Regions from separate parts of the Homo sapiens genome. Here region 1 is linked to region 2. A link is an interaction called in ENCODE POLR2A ChIA-PET data of the cell type or tissue named here. Cell type or tissue: HepG2. All regions are shown on one strand. Each heading gives the region's core, and the rest is flanking DNA. Links, peaks and the distances in the headings are about the cores only.

Region 1 (2,906 bases), core at 235-2,734, 67 kb after region 2:
GGTGGGCACCTGTAATCCCAGCTTCTCAGCTGCTTGGGAGGCTGAGGCAGGAGAATTGGCTGAACTCAGGAGGCAGAGGTTGTAGTGAGGAGAGAGGCATGCCACTGCATGCCATCCAGCCTGAGCGACACAGCAAGAGTCCCTTGCAAAAAAAAGAATCATAGAACTTCAAAGATACCCTTTCAGAGCACATTCTTCACGGTTACTGTTGGCAGAGGTCACAGGTGTGGGATGGAGCATGGCTCCGTCTTGAGAAGTCTCATCCATGAGCTCAGGGAAAGAATGAAGATCAACGTCTGCCTCAGGCACAGGATAGTGGAGTGGAGCAGGGAAACCCTGTGGCTACAGTACCTGGCCTAGGATCTTCTAACGTGGTTTTCCACGGGAAGGGACCTGAGATAGGGATCTTTAGCACCCTCCTCATAACGTTTTTTTTTTTTTTTCTCATTTTTCAACACATCAGAAAACAAACAGGACAGAGTTCCTTGGCCTCATTCTTTGGTTCTGGTTGACTGAAAGGCAGTGAGCTTGCAGGATTTGGCAGCCCAGGGCATCAACTCGATCAAGGGGGAAGGGATTCAGAATTACTTGTGACATGCAGGACCTGCTTTTTAAACAAGAACACACATTCTCATAAGTCTGTTTTCTTCCGACATAGCGGTCAGTGTTGTAAGCTCTAGGGACTTGGGTTTTTCCAGTCAGCTGTGCTAATTCCAGACAGGAGTACAGCCACTCTTTTTTTTCCTCTTCTTTTGTTTCCCTCCTCTTTTTTGAGACAAGGTCTTGCTCTGTTGCCCAGGCTGGAGTGTAGTGGAGTGATCACGGCTCACTGCAGCCTTGACCTCCTGGGCTCAGGTGATCCTCCCACCTCAGCCTCCCAAGTAGCTGGGACTACAGGCTTGAGCCACTATACCCAGCTAATTTTTGTATTTTTTTGGTAGAGCCATGTTGCCCATGTTGGTCTTGAACTCCTGGGCTCAAGTGATTCACCCACCTTAGCCTCCCAAAATGCTACGGTTGTATGAGTGAGCCACCAGGCCCAGCCTTTGTAGCCATTCTTTCTAAATATGTCTTTCCACTATAGCAGCAAACGCCTCCATCATCCCTTCAGTGAACAAATACCCACTCCCATGTTCCCACTATAAAGGAGAGACAAGTTTAATTTCAGGAGGCTCCGGGGCCACCTGAAAACGATGACTGGAACCTTTACAGGATTAATCTTCCATCAATCTTTCATTTCTTGGACATCAATTGAATTGAAGGTGGGCTACAATAGGAAAGTTCCTTTGAACTTTATAACTGCCCAAAATCTCCTCCTGAATCCAGAACCTTTTCATCCTGAAGAGTTTTTCTGACTGTGGAGGGAGGTCCTGTGGAATTTATTCCAGAGGTGAATACTCAGCTCACTTTCTCATCCTTACTCTGACTGAATGTGAAGCAACTGTTAGCCTGGACCAAAAGAGACTCATACAACCAAGCAGCAAACCACTAAGATTTCCCAAACTCCATTAGTCAAATGAACACAAATCTAGTTGTAGTGTGAGAACCACTGAAGCCCAGCCAATCTCTGGGCGCAATCTTGTGTGCCTTTGGTCAGCAAAGTGGTAGGATGCCCAAGAGCTTCTTGAAACGACTGGTGATAATTGGAGGGAAATCATGACCAAAATCTCAAAACAAGGAAGGATGAGATTTTTCTGCTCCCTAGGAGCTGTTTGTGGAGAGCAGGGAAGGAGAGTTCCTTCCATTCCAAAGGAATAAAAGACAGCTCCAAGTCTGTGAGCCAAGAAAAAGGGAAGCTCTGTAAGCAGTAATTAACCTTTCTCTAACTGGCTGAATACCCAGCTGGTACCAAAAGTTAAAAAATTGCTGCCCAACACTCCATGATATGGAGCATCTTGGGAGTCAGGTATAGTTAATGCAAACTTTATTTATAAAAGACTCTTAAATTAGTTGTATCATGCCATGCATTCATACAGAATACAGTGACCCTTCAGGGCGACAGAGAAGAGCTCACAAACTGAAAGGAAAACTATTAAAGAGTTTCTAATATTAACTATTAAAAAGCTAGGAAAGATTAGGACAATTTTACAAATGAGCAATTAAAAAGAAAAGAAAAGGATCTGGGAACTAGACTGAGCAGAGAGGGGGCAGCTGTTTACAAGTCTGTACACTAAACTCATCCACGGACAGTCTTCTAGAGCAGCAGGACGCTGACAGAGAGAAGCAGAGTATGTACAAATACTTGTGCCACAATGACTCCTCCCCCTAGCTCCACGGCATGATACATACAACCAGTTTGTATACACTAGGCCTGCTGAGGCCATTTTAAACTATGAGGACTTCTAGTTTAGTAAACTAAAGCTGCAGGGTGCCGGGGGAGTGGGGCAGCTTCATTTGCGACTGCTCTTTATTCTCTCCAGTCTTTTTTTCAAGTCGTCTATGTTAGCTGTGGAGGAGGAGGAGGTCACAGTTCCTGAAGAGTGAGTCTGGTTAGAATCCAGGTCTGAATGCTGGTGCTGCTCCCGTGACTCCCGGAGCTGAGAGAGTTTGCTGTGGAGCATGTCTGTGGAAGAGGCGACAGTAGGAACTGCTGGTTTGGAGAGCAAAGAGGTCAAAGGAGGTCGGTCATCTTGCTATTGAGAGAAGGAGAGAGATTGTCTAAGGTCAGGTCAAGCAGGTCAAGATGCAGCTCCAGAACTACAGCAAGACTAAGCCACTTCTCTGTGGGCCAGCCTGCCTCGGACCTGCTTGTGACTACCCTCCCTGAACTGCACAGAAGAAAAGGAGCAGTACCTTTGTGTTGTCCAGACCACATCGCTGTCGGAGGATCTTTAGCCTTTCCAAGTAGACAGATGGCCCCACTTCTTCCCCATTTGTGTTACCTATGGAGGACACTGTGCTTGTGG
Region 2 (2,898 bases), core at 399-2,898:
CCAAGGCCTTGCATGGAAAGGCCTAGCCATTGTCTGAGGCAGCAATCTTTGGCATCTACAGGTGGCAGCAGCCTTTCACCAGGGCTCCATCTGTGAAGAGTCTCAGCCATGACTTTGAGCTGAGCTTGGGAGAAGTAAAGCAACTGTTAAGGCCAGCCCTTGCCCCTCAGACCTGCCATGAAAGGAATGAGCCCTAGACTGACTCCTGCAGCACCCCCGGGACAGGCTGGGACCAGCTGTTTGTCTCCAGGTGTCAGAGTCCCTCCTCCTCCTCCAACCTCTCCAACCTACTTTGTTTGGAAATACCGAGCTACACTTCAAAATGTATTCAAGGGATTTCCAATAAATTTTTTTCTGTACTTTACAGCCTCCTGTCCTGTAGGTTGTCTGAAGACCTCGTAACCCCTTCCCCACCCCTGCCCCAGTGCAGGTCTGGGAAAGGGGAGAGTGGTGCGTTGTGAAGCGCAGAAAGACCTCAAGTGTCTGGGCAAGCCTGTTTTGAGTCGGGTGTGGCCTCTTAGGGGCTGTATACCCTGGGGTTTCCTGGGTCAGGAAACTTCTTAGTATTTCTCTTTCCCTGGTCCCCTATCAGGGGCTTGAATTTGAATATTCAGTTGGAGAATGCATTTAAAATACACCCATAGTAAAATCTCCATAAAATGCAGGCCACCGTTATCAGCTCTTTATTGCTCTTACATAACAACTCACCCTGGAGGGAAAAACAACAGTGCAAGGCAGGGAGTGCAGGGCTCCCCAAGCCATCTGGGGGATTTGTGGCTGAGCAAGCAGAAGAGAAGTAGCAGGAAGTTAAAGGTCCATGCAAGTTTGTTAGCTGCCTTGATCTGACTGGCGGTGCTTGAGCAGCCAGGAAGAGTAGAAGAGCCCCGGGGTATGCGTCCTGTCTGGCTCCTGGGGCCTGGGGCTGCAGGCCTCTCAACCCGGCCAGGGCCAGCCCCGCCTCCTAATTCTCCTAGTTTGTGACCATAGTTAGGGGAGGGAGCTGATTGGTGGAGACAACATCCCGGAGGTAGGGATGGTTCTAGAGGCAAAAGAGAACTGACAGAACTGGACAGCTGCTGTCTGGGTTGCTTCCCCACCCGCCTTCAGGCTGAAGCTAGGCCCAGGATTAAAAGGGCTGGTTAGAAAAGTCCAAATCCAGCCTATTCCTGGAGCCAGGAGCTCCTGATTATTAGTAAACCAGGTGACACTGATCATGTGGCCAGCCAGGACAGTTGCCCAATACCTGAGTCAGAAGTGACGAAAAGGCTGTTCTGGTGTTCCCCCTTCAATCAGGAACCCCCAATAACAAAGTTTTCAGTTGCCCCATGCCCAGCAATGGTGTCCTACCTCTTTAAAGCATCTCCCTACACTCTACCCCTGGAGGCCATCGTTGTTAAGGCCTTGGTAAATTGGCATTTGAGTCACTCAGCAGAGGCCCTGCCAGGAGCCCAACCCAAGTAAACAGTTTCCTCGCTCCTGTTTCCCTGGGTCACTGCCTCTCTATTCCAGCCACTCAGCTCTAGCTGAGCAGATCCAGAGAGAGAGGAGGCCCCCAGTGCCTGGAGGAAGGCCACCATTGTGGAATGGGACTTGCTTCTTGGGGCTGAGGCCCAATGTTTGTAATCACCATCTGTAACCACAGCCTGATCCTGCAGCTCTGGCCCTGCTCCCCCAGCCCGGACAAGCAAGGAGGAGAAAAACCAGGCCCAACTGGGGCCGCTATAGCCTCCTGATTGCCATTAGCAAGCAAGCAGCAGACACCTGGAACCTGACCACTATGGGAGGTGAAATTCTGGCCTACCTTCTCACCAACAAACCTGTCAAAAAAAAATGCGGTAAATAATCATCTTAACTTTTAAAGCAAAGCAAAACTTGCTTAAGAGAGGATAGGAGAACTGGATCTGTCACAGCCTCCGTGTGGGCCTGGCAGGTGGAAATGGCCTGGCCTCAGGCTGAGGGGTGGGCAGGAAGGGAGGACTCGGGCTGAGGGACCCTCTCCCAGCTGCTGTTGCATGAGGCTGGGGCTATCACACCATTCACCCATGACCACTGCACACTCGCGGTGTTAGATACGGTCTACATTTTTTTTTTTTTTTTTTTGAGGTGGGGTCTTGTTCTGTCACCCAGGCTGGAGTGCAGTGGTGCAGTCACGGCTCACTGCAACCTTGACCTCCAGGGCTCAAGCAATCCTCCCACCTCAGCCGCCTCAGTAGCTGGAACCACAGGCATGTGCCATCATGCTCGGCTAATATTTTTTTTTATTTTATTTTTGGTAGACAGGATCTTACTATGTGAGATCTAACTATGTCCAGGCTGGTCTCGAACTCCTGGGCTCAAGCAATCCTCCTGTCTCTGCCTCCCAAAGTGGTGGGATTACAGGTGTGAGCCACGTGCCTGGGGTGTCTGCATTATTTCTGATCCTCAAAGGAACCGTCTTCTGATGAAGCAGCAGCCACAGGGGTGGTGAGCCAGTGATGATGACTGTTAGCGGTGAGAGCTGGCACGTGAGGGAACGAGGACTCAAACTCTCGTGTGACTCCAGATCCCACACCATTGTCCATCACAGTCCACACCACTTTTCTTCCCCCTGCTTGCCTTAGATAAATCTAAGATCCCTTCAAACTTCCGGTACCTTCCAGTTGGGAAACAGGAGAGGCCCTGGTCATAGGATGCAGCACATGGTGGCCTGCTGGAATGCTGGGGGTACAAACAACGGGAAGGTGGCCGTGGACACCTCCATGCCTAGAAGCTGGTCAGGAAGCTGCCCTCATCACCACTCGAGTGCACAAGATGAGGAAGCGGCAGACGGACTGGGGAGGGGACTTCCTGAGGCCCCATCTGTTCCTCTTCCTCCACCGCACCACACTTCCCATCCAGTTTCCAACTTCCACACCCAAC

Evidence for each region. Peaks named below come from ENCODE experiments on the same cell type or tissue, not always from the same donor. Only the 100,000 strongest peaks of a DNase experiment are listed, where the experiment ranks them.
Region 1: POLR2A ChIA-PET joins it to region 2 with 14 read pairs; 3 of 35 experiments call an interaction of 5 or more read pairs at or near these places.

Annotation. Positions count from the first base shown.
Region 1 is chr11:46,741,633-46,744,538 of GRCh38, forward strand. CKAP5 (cytoskeleton associated protein 5) reads right to left here. Exons shown (of 44, transcript NM_001008938.4): 43 at 2,794-2,906; 44 at 1,416-2,633. The coding sequence ends at 2,391. Among named protein-coding and RNA genes, the nearest start is that of MIR5582, 10 kb to the right of the region's middle. In HepG2, for the core only: no CTCF peak of the experiment used is centred there; no DNase peak of the experiment used is centred there.
Region 2 is chr11:46,674,155-46,677,052 of GRCh38, forward strand. ATG13 (autophagy related 13) reads left to right here. Exons shown (of 19, transcript NM_001346311.2): 19 at 1-364. Among named protein-coding and RNA genes, the nearest start is that of ARHGAP1, 25 kb to the right of the region's middle. In HepG2, for the core only: no CTCF peak of the experiment used is centred there; DNase peaks (open chromatin) are centred at 997 and 1,357.